Regions from separate parts of the Homo sapiens genome. Here all the other regions are linked to region 3. A link is a contact called in ENCODE Hi-C or POLR2A ChIA-PET data. All regions are on one chromosome and are shown on one strand. Each heading gives the region's core, a stretch centred on a gene start or an enhancer-like site at or near the end of the contact. The rest is flanking DNA. Distances are from core to core; before and after follow the strand shown. Region 1 holds the start of NAMPT-AS1 (NAMPT antisense RNA 1). Region 2 holds the start of CAPZA2 (capping actin protein of muscle Z-line subunit alpha 2). Region 3 holds the start of IMMP2L (inner mitochondrial membrane peptidase subunit 2).

Evidence for each region. A loop is a pair of places that touch in the nucleus more often than their neighbours do. ChIA-PET counts read pairs that join two places held with the same protein, here RNA polymerase II (POLR2A). Pooled maps may share reads with other maps.
Region 1: a loop to region 3 is called in a map of B cell, with 24 times the contacts of the local background. The contact joins the promoter of NAMPT-AS1 here to the promoter of IMMP2L in region 3. A Hi-C loop is called at or near these places in 2 of 168 maps with a recorded cell type or tissue (B cell and naive thymus-derived CD4-positive, alpha-beta T cell) and 8 of 50 pooled maps. POLR2A ChIA-PET finds 5 or more read pairs at or near these places in 2 of 52 experiments (CD4-positive, alpha-beta T cell and CD4-positive, alpha-beta memory T cell).
Region 2: a loop to region 3 is called in a pooled map, with 19 times the contacts of the local background. The contact joins the promoter of CAPZA2 here to the promoter of IMMP2L in region 3. A Hi-C loop is called at or near these places in 7 of 50 pooled maps.

What each region holds. Positions count from the first base shown.
Region 1 is chr7:106,283,643-106,286,709 of GRCh38, reverse strand. It overlaps NAMPT-AS1 (NAMPT antisense RNA 1), which reads right to left and starts at 1,464. Exons shown (of 1, transcript NR_186647.1): 1 at 384-1,464. It overlaps NAMPT (nicotinamide phosphoribosyltransferase), which reads left to right and starts at 1,727. Exons shown (of 11, transcript NM_005746.3): 1 at 1,727-1,882. The coding sequence starts at 1,826. RefSeq lists silencers at 1,228-1,767, 2,038-2,397.
Region 2 is chr7:116,861,169-116,864,502 of GRCh38, reverse strand. CAPZA2 (capping actin protein of muscle Z-line subunit alpha 2) reads right to left here and starts at 1,916. Exons shown (of 10, transcript NM_006136.3): 1 at 1,853-1,916. The coding sequence starts at 1,891. RefSeq lists a silencer at 1,429-2,168 and enhancers at 1,535-2,297, 2,249-2,298.
Region 3 is chr7:111,560,809-111,563,881 of GRCh38, reverse strand. IMMP2L (inner mitochondrial membrane peptidase subunit 2) reads left to right here and starts at 1,390. Exons shown (of 6, transcript NM_032549.4): 1 at 1,390-2,031. RefSeq lists a silencer at 1,229-1,858.

The sequences.
Region 1 (3,067 bases), core at 215-2,714, 5.3 Mb after region 3:
GCGGGCGCCTGTAGTCCCAGCTGCTTGGGAGACTGAGGCAGGAGGATGGCGTGAACCAGGGAGGCGGAGCTTGCAGTGAGCCGAGATCCAGCCACTGCACTCCAGCCTGGGCGACAGAGCGAGACTCCGTCTCAAAATAGAAATAATAATTTGTTTAAATGCGTTTACAAATAATTTTCCCCGGTAAAACACAGGGAAGATCAACCAATAAATACATAAGCCCTCTTGTTTCAAACCTCGTTGCTGAAAATAATTGTAAGTGTACTAGTATTTACTACATTGGTGAGTGCCTGGTGATACCTTCCACTTCCATGATCTTTGCCCTGTATTGTATCTACGTGTAGATGAGGTGATTGTCAAAAATATATACTGACTTCAAGACATAGTGTTGACTGAGGTTGTCTTTATTAGAAGTCTCAGCCATGCCTCCAGTTTCGAGATGAATCTCAATTCACAAGTTCCACTATGAATCTCAATTCACAAGTTCCACTACCACCACCACCATCACTGCCCCCAGATAGAATGAGACTTCTAATAACTTGAAAGACAAGTCTATAAATATCCTGTAATCGTTTTCACTGTATCACTTTTTCCTGGCTACTTTTATCCGATAAAAACCTCAATTTATTTTTAAGCTATTAAACATGCGGACAAAGGGAATCTTAGTTTTATGCAAAAACGCAACCACGCATGAGAACTGCGCAAGTCTTTCTTGGAATGGTCTGTATTTGGGTGAAGTCATCAGACGTCATTACACTTCTTTATTTTGGGGTTGCCAACTCGTTTCCCAGGATTTAAAGACTATAACGATGATAAAAGTCAGTGTCGCACCCTGTCAAAGGCTTGGCCCGTTGCCTTTTCCTTCCCGGCAATACTCGGTTCAATTAGGTCTTGTCCCCTCATTATCTGTGAGGACTGAATTCCACCCCCGCTTTTCAACGCAGGCTCTTTGCTCGGGAAAAGTCAAACCATCTCTCAAAGGATCAAAGAGCTCAGCCATAGACAGAGCCGCCGGAGGAAAGCGGAGTCGCTGCATCAGATGAAAGGGGCCCCTCAGCCTCACTCCTCACCGCAGCTCCTGGGATCTTAAAGACAGGGTCAGGAGGATCAGGAGGGACAAGAGGGATGGAGGCGAAAGGCTGGATCCTTAATCCAGGCCGGAGACAAAGGTGAGTAACTGCGCGTGGTGGACGGGAAGATGGGCAGTAGGAGGCTCCTCGCCCCCTAGCCGGGTGGCGTGACTTCAGGAGGACCCAGAAAACCGGCCAGGACTGGGTAGGACGGAAGGTCCCAGGCGGGGCGGGCGAACCGGCTCCTCGTGGCACTGGCAAAGCTGGGAACGCCCCCTCCAGGCCCCGCCCTCCCGCGCCCGTGCCGGGAACTCGAACTTAGGTAAGCGCCCGGGTCACGCGCCGGGGCTGCCCCGCTGCCTCCAGCTTCCCAGAGCTGGCGTCTGGGAGGAAGAGCGCGTGCATCACGTCCTCCTCCCCGCCCCGCCTCCGCGCACTGCGCAGCGCGCTGCCGCGCCCCGCCCTTTCTCGGCCCCCGGAGGGTGACGGGGTGAAGGCGGGGGAACCGAGGTGGGGAGTCCGCCAGAGCTCCCAGACTGCGAGCACGCGAGCCGCCGCAGCCGTCACCCGCGCCGCGTCACGGCTCCCGGGCCCGCCCTCCTCTGACCCCTCCCCTCTCTCCGTTTCCCCCTCTCCCCCTCCTCCGCCGACCGAGCAGTGACTTAAGCAACGGAGCGCGGTGAAGCTCATTTTTCTCCTTCCTCGCAGCCGCGCCAGGGAGCTCGCGGCGCGCGGCCCCTGTCCTCCGGCCCGAGATGAATCCTGCGGCAGAAGCCGAGTTCAACATCCTCCTGGCCACCGACTCCTACAAGGTAAAGCTCGGGGCCCGGGCAGATGAGGAGGAGCGGGGCGCGCTGGGGACGAGCGCGCGGCAGGGGGGCGGGGGCGGCTGGGGCTGGGGTTGGGGCTGGGGCTGGGGCTAGGGTCGCGGCGCGGGGAGGCCCGGGGGAGGCGCGGGCGGCGGCGGCTGGGGCAGGTGAGGAGGCGCCGCAGTGGGCAGGAGGTGGCTTGAGGAGGATGGAGGGCTGGGCGGTGGAGGCGGGGCCTGGGGGCGCGCGGCGGCGGCGGCGCGGCGGGGGGCTGAGGCGGGCCCCAGCGGACTCCCGGGCGCCGGTGCTCGGGGCTCGGGGCTCGGGGCTTGGGCGTCGCCGGCGAGCGCATGCCCTTCCCTGAAGCGCGGCCTCTTGGCCTGGAGCTGGGACCAGTTAGGTAACGGCCCCGGGGACCCGCAGTGGAGAGTGAGCGGGGCTTTCCCCCGGGCCAGCCCGGCGCGCTCGCCCCTGGCTGGGCAGGTAAGTCTCCCGGGGCGCGAGGTGGGAGAAGTCCTGGCGCGGGCGCCGGAGCAGCCGCGGTCCTCTGCGGCTCCGGCGCGGAGGACACTCGCCTGGCCCCGGTAGCCGTAGTGGATTCCCCTGTCCCACTCCGCCGGGCTCCGTTTCAAACTCCTTGGCACCTAGTGATTGCTCGTGCTCCTTATCCCTGGGTGTAGAGGCCGCTCTGCTCTTATCTGCTTTAGGGTCATTACAGGATTTCTGTGAAAAGGAAAATGAAACACGAGGATTTAAAGGAACTGTAGTTTTAACCCTAGAGAACATGTGGAGAGGGAAATGGCACAGCGTTGCGTTCACATGCCCATTGAACACTTGTGTGGGTAGCTGCCACATTCAGTTGATATGAAGCACGCAGTAGTGAAGGGAAGAGGTAAAGTAAATTTTACTTGAGCAGCATAGTGGTTTGGAATACAGTGGTAAAACATAGTACTCTCATGTTTTTGTTTTGATTCTTTTTTTTTCCTTTGTTTTTAGCCCTCCTCCGATATTCCGAGAAAGTATTTTAGAGAATTCCATTTTACTTAAGTTTTGTCTGTTTTTTTCCAATCAGCTTAAAATGCTGTTTATGATATTTAGATAGGTTCTTGAAATCGAGCCAAGATCCATCAACAAGTTGTCTTTTAGATGCAAGTTTAAAGTATTGCAAAATCCGAACACTATCAAGTA
Region 2 (3,334 bases), core at 667-3,166, 5.3 Mb before region 3:
ATAATATTCTTACAAAACATCAAAAATCAAATTAGAATTTTCATTCATTTAACCATAAAACATTTTGCTACTAGGCGGCACAGGCTTTAAGACACACAACCTCCTCATTCCTCTTTATGAAGCTTAGTGCCCTGAGAGTGCCAGATAATAAGGCATCTTGTTATCTCATTTTTAAAAAACTTTTTTATTTTAGGCCTTTACAACACATGGCAGGTCTATATTAACTCCCACACCGAGTAGTCTCTCTTCAGCTAGATTTCTAGCCACTTGAGCTACTAATCATCACTTAAGAATGGTAGAATAAAAACACGACAATCTCTTTTTAAGCTTTTTAGCACGCCTCAATTTTAAATATGTTTGTGCACTCCTGTACACTTTCAGTCACCTAAATAAAATAGGATTATTTATCAAGATTATACATTGAATACTGTACAGCAACTTTTGTGGATACGGGGATCTGCCTACTGGGTCTGTGGGCTATGGAGACGTTGCTCGCCCCCATTTTGTTGTTGTATTATCACTTTCACCGAAGAACACAAGAGAAAAAAAGATTTCCGAAAATAAAGATGAGGCTGACTTCTGACCATTCACATTGGGAATGGGACAGAACCTTCTATTTCGGTGCAAGAACACAGCATATAAAAACATCTAGAGCAGAGGGTCCTAAATGAAAATATCCTCAGACTTACATGAAGATTTCTTAAACACCACAACATACCTAAATGTACCTGTATTTTCCTGCACTGGCTTTGAAATTTAAAAATGAAGCACTCTTTAACGAAGAGTGGACATTTCCAACCCTGCAACTAACTCATTCCTATGTTCTGTCAGTTACTTCTAAGGGTCCTTTCCGAGAAACAGTCAAAATTAGCAGGGTTCTCCCCTACCCCACCACCCTCGGGAATGGGACGTTCCCAAAAGCCAAACGAAAGGGGCGAATTAAGAGAGCAGCAGTTCAATGAATTATTCCATTACTCGTTTTAAATATCTGAGAACTTAAGTCGTTCATCTGGTTCCATTGCTGTCACAGCATCTAATATACAGTAAAAGGAGTTGCACATTTTCCCCTCTTCGGAAGAAGTCCTAGCAGGAAAGTGAGGTGCCACCAAATCGACCCCCGGGGGGGGGCTGCTGCCAACGTGGGCAGAAAACAACTATGGGGAGGGGGTCGTCTTTTTGTGAGCAACTCCGCTGCCTCCTGGGGAACATGGGAGCTGCAAGCTTACTGCTAGAGCCACGAAAGGAAAGAGAGAAGGAGGGAGAGATGCCTCCATGGGGAAAGGGAAAAAAAAGGATAAACCGTAGAGGATCAGAAAAGGAAGCATTTTGCTTTGAGGAGGGGGAAGTAGAAGGGAGAAGTGAAGGTCTGCTTCCTAAGCGATTTTTCCCTTCCCCTCACCCGCCGCTACACTCACAGGCCAGGCCGCCGCGCTGGGCACTGCCCTTGGGCCGCTCCCACGCACGGACGCAAACCCCTTTGCGTCCCTGGTCCCCGGTCCCCGGCCCCGGCGGAGGCCCCGCGGCCCGACAGCAGGAGAGGGTCCTGGGCAGCCGCCGCCCTCCCCCGCGCCCGCGCCCCCGCCCGCCGTCGCCCGGCTCCCGCTTCCTATTTTCGGAGTACACACCCTACAAGGAGCGGAGCGAGCAGGCCTGGCAGAGACCTGCCCCCGCGCGGGGCCTCGGGTGACGGACAGGGGCAGGCACTGGGCGCAGTAAGGATGGGGGAGGAAGGGCAGCCGAGGGCAAGGCCAGCTGCGGGCCAATGCCCTTCCCCCGCGACCAGACTCCGGGCCCACCCGCCCGGGCTGAGCCGGCTCCTGACAGCCCGCGCCGTCGCCCCCGCGACTCTTACCTTCTCTTCATCAGACAACTGCTCCTCCAGATCCGCCATCTTCCTTCTGGCGACAAACCGCGGCGGCGGCGGCGGCAGCGGCCACCTGACTTCCCCGTTTCCGTGCGGTCCTCAGCGCCGCGCGCCCCCGCTAAGGGAGGGGCCCGCCGCTCAGGCCGCCGCGCACGCGCACCCCGGGAGCCCCGCCTCCCTCGACCCGGCCCTCGCGGACTGAGCGCGGCTGTGCGCGTGCGCGGGCGCCTGGTGGCCGGGCGGGGGACCGTGTCTCGCTGGGCCGCCTGCTGCAGGCTTGCTAGCATCTTGAGTGCAGCGTGCTCTCCCCACTGTGACCATATGGGCTCAGTCTGCGATGAGTACATTCTGAGCCCTTCGTTATGTTTCCATCAAGTCCTGAACTCTGCCAGCTAAAATGTGAAAAGGTGTACAAATAGAAGCCTTTTAAACATTGTTTTTTCAAATATTAGAGAAGATAGTTGGCTTTCATTAAAATACACATCACGACCCTCTCCATAATTGAAAGATTGCTCTTGATATACTCCTTTATTCATCCAACAAATATTTTTTGGTTCTTTAACGGGGTGCGGGGCACTGTGTTAGTCTCTGGGGATACAGTGTTGAGGGGGAAAAAAGCAAGCTAGACATACATGTTCATAGCAGCACAATTCGCAATTGCAAAGAGATGGAACCAACCTAAGTGTCCATCAACCAATGAGTGGATAGAGCAAATGTGGGTATATACACCATGGAATACTACTCAGCCATAAAAAGGAACGAAATAATGCCTTTTGCAGCAACTTGGAAGGAGCTGGAGGCCATTATTCTAAGTGAAGTAACTCAGGAATGGGAAACCAAATATTTTATGTTCTCACTTATAAGTGGGAGCTAAGCTATGTGGGTTCAAAGGCATAAGAATGATAAAATGGACTTTGGGGACTGGGGAGGGGATAAATTACTACGTATTGGGTACAGGGTACACTGCTCAGGTGATGGGTGCACTAAAATCTCAGAAGTTACCGCTAAAGGACTTATCCATGTTACCAAAAATCCACCTGTATTCCAAAACTGTTGAAATAAAAAGAGAAACTTCCATACTCAAGAAGCTCATTTTCTACTCATTAAACAAACATATATTGAACAGTTGGGGCCGGGCGCGGTAGCTCAGGCCTGTAATCCCAGCAATTTGGGAGGCCTCCGTGGGCAGATCATCTGAGGTCAGGAGTTCGTGACCAGATTGGCCAACATGAAGAAACCCCGTCTCTACTAAAAATACAAAAATTATCCGGGGCGTGGTGGCGCATACCTGTAATACCAGCTACTCGGGAGGCTGAGGCAGGAGAGTTGCAGAAGTCATTGCAACCCGAGAGGCGGAGGTTGTCCCTGTCCCTGCAACCCGGGAGACGGAGGTTGCAGTCAGCCGAGGTCGCGCCACTGTACTCCAGCCTGGGTGACAGAGCAAGACTCTGTCTCAAAAAGCAAAACAAA
Region 3 (3,073 bases), core at 141-2,640:
AACGAGTATTGCCAGGGAAGACAGGCTTTAATGCAGGTGATGCTGGCAGGGAGACCAGTCTCAAACATGTCTTAGGGAGACTAAAGTTAGGGCTTTCTATAGCAGGGAATTATGGAGGGGTAAGGAAGAGGAGTTTGTGAACAGGCAGCAGATGCACCTCATTGTCCAGATGTAGTGTTCTGGAAAGTTGCATTTCCTTGACACTATCTGGGAGGTCTGACAGTTTATCTGCTGAGAAAGGAACTCAGGTAAAATGCACGCAAGTTTCTCAAGTTTCACTTCGAAGGGAAAATTTGGCCGGTTTCGGTCTTCCCTTTCTATTTATCAATTCCTCAATCATGCGGAATCTGGTAGTTGATCTTTCTGGCTGCTTCACGTGAAGGAAGGGCATCTTGGGATGATATGGAATGAAAATATCGCACCTGTAATTGCAAGTACTTACGAGTACCTGGTTGGCATCCAGCTTGTTGGAGCACCATGATTTGGGTACTTTCATCAACATTTTAAACCACATTGAATTAGGATAATTAATAACATGGATAAGAAGGTTTCTTTGTAGGTTGTAATAACCCAGTTAAGAGTTTGTACCATTCGGCCGGGCGCAGTGGCTCACGCCTGTAATCCTAGCACTTTGGGAGGCCTAGGTGAGCGGATCACGAGGTCAGGAGATGGAGACCATCTTTGCTAACACGGTGAAATCCCATCTCTACTAAAAATACAAGAAGATTAGCCGGGCATGGTGGCGGGGGCCTGTAGTCCCGGCTACTAGGGAGGCTGAGGCAGGAGAATGGCGTGAACCCGGGAGGCGGAGATTGCAGTGTCGCTCTGGCGACAGAGCGAGACTCCGTCTCAGGAAAAAAAAAAAAAGAGTTTGTACCATTTGAGGGCAAAAGCTTCAGTATGAAATTCCCGTTTCTCTCAAGTAAACCGCCTGTCCTGTGTTACTCACTTTGTTTTACCTGGAGGCAGCAAAACTGAATAGTTTTCCTGAGTGCTCATGAGTAGGAAAAAATGAAATGAAGAGTTGCCCAGAGATCGCTAGTGAGGTGCTTTGCCACTACTGCCCTGTACTTAAGTAACTGTGAGGGTTCTCTGTTTCCTGGCTTCTAAAACAAGAGGAAGAGCTGAAGACACAGTTTCATAGACTTTTCGGCTCTTTATTGTAGTCTCCCCCATTAGTACGTTGCTGAGCTTAGGGCAAGTGCTCAATAATAGCTTGCTGAATTAGTGTTGTGTTTGATCCTTTCAGATCCACGCCGCATTTTGAGCCCGACCTGGGCGGGCGGTCCAGAGACCAGTTTTCCGCCGGGGGCGGAGCTTCGGGCGGCCAGCGCGCGACGGGGCAGCGGGGCGGAGCTTGCCGCCGGCGGAGGGCGGGGTCTGCGCGGGGACTTCCCCCGGGCTGAGCTGCGCAGCGGGTGCGGAGGGCGGGCGCCCGGCGTCCGGCGGCGGGTGGGGGGCTGTGAGGCTGGCAGGGGTCGGCGGGCGCGTAGCCGCCGACCCTTGGTGGTCTCTTGGGCTGGGGACCCTTCCCTGGGAGTCGGCCCCGGCCCCGGCGGGGCGGGCGTTGCCGGGAGGCGGAGGGGTGCGCGGCCGCGAGTCCTGCGTGATCGCGAGCATGTGTGCGTGCGCGTGTTTATCTGAGGCGCGTGCGGCGGCCACCCCAGCCTAGTCCTCTTCTTGGTGCCACTGGCTAACTAGGTTGAGAAACCGGCGCCACAGGCGGCACACCTGGCCCGGAGCTGGCCCGCTCCTCCCCGCCGAGCCGGCGCCCCAACAACGCGCCCTCTCCCAGTCCTCACAAAGGGGCCTAGTCCGGCCCCCGGCTCTGGCCGTGAGGGAGCGCTGTGGGGGCGCGCTGCCTTCTGCCTGGAAGTGTTGGGCAGGTGGTGGGAGAGCGTCAGGCTTGAACAACATGATTTTAAAGCACGTGTCTGTCTGTCGTTTTTTACTTTTAGGGTTTTGGCCAAATTGGGCGAGGGCACAAAATAACCACTTACCCCTTCTCACCGAGGAAGAGCGGGAGAAAGGGTAAGTAAGGAATGGTCAGGGGTGGAAGGACCTAGGACTTTATCCTGAGAGCGAGCGAGAGAGAGAAGGGCTAGATGTCCAGAACTGCTCGTGGGGAACTTGGGCCCAGATTCTACCTTTTCATCGGGAACTGGAGGACCCACCTTCAAAGTCACAGGCTCCAGGCCCCGGACTGTTTTCAGCCTCACACAGTCTATAGAGTTTAACAGCTTGGGCATGTGGATCCCTTTTAGCCCCTTGACCCGACAGAAAACTGCACTTCCCCTTTACCTGTTTTTACCTTGGAACATTGGTCCTCTCTAGTTGTCTGTCTCCGGCCCCTATCTTATTAGCCAGCTTTGACTAATCCCTGAGACCATAGCACTAAAGAATCCAGGTCCTGTTTGATAATGAACAGTAACCCCCCTAGGGATGTTTACATTTTAAAAGGGTACTCCTGAAAAAATCCTTTAGGACCCCAAAGCATAAAGTTAGTAACAAGATTACAAGTGTTGAAGTTCTTTGGGATCTCTCAAGCTTACAGAAGAAGATGTTTTGAGGGGAGAGAGATGACCAGGCTGGGCCTTTTTCTCTGGGCTTTCACTCTTGGTACCTCCTGGCAAGCATTCCATTCACTTTTGAAAAGTTGCCAAAAAGGACACTGAAGTTCTCTGAGGCTTACTGTGATTTTCAGTGTGGTCTATTTCATTGGTTCTTCTGTGGGACTTTTCTATCACTTCTTTAATACACTGCTTCCCTCTCCCCTGTATGGTGAAATGAAACACAGCTCCTCTCACAAGGTTGGGAGCTCATTATGCATCCTATATGTCACATATAAATAACCGTTTTAAATTAGTTGAAATTCAGATTAGCTACAAGCAGGAATGTAGTAAAACTGCATTCTTGGATTCTTACACAGGAAAAGTAGAATTGCCCTCTGTGATAGGCTGCCTATTCTGATACTGGCTGCCTGTGTCCTGAACGTGCCTATTTGTTTGTGCTCAAGTGATAGGTGACCACATAATTTATGGAAAACAGGAAGTGATTGTTTATTGATAATGGG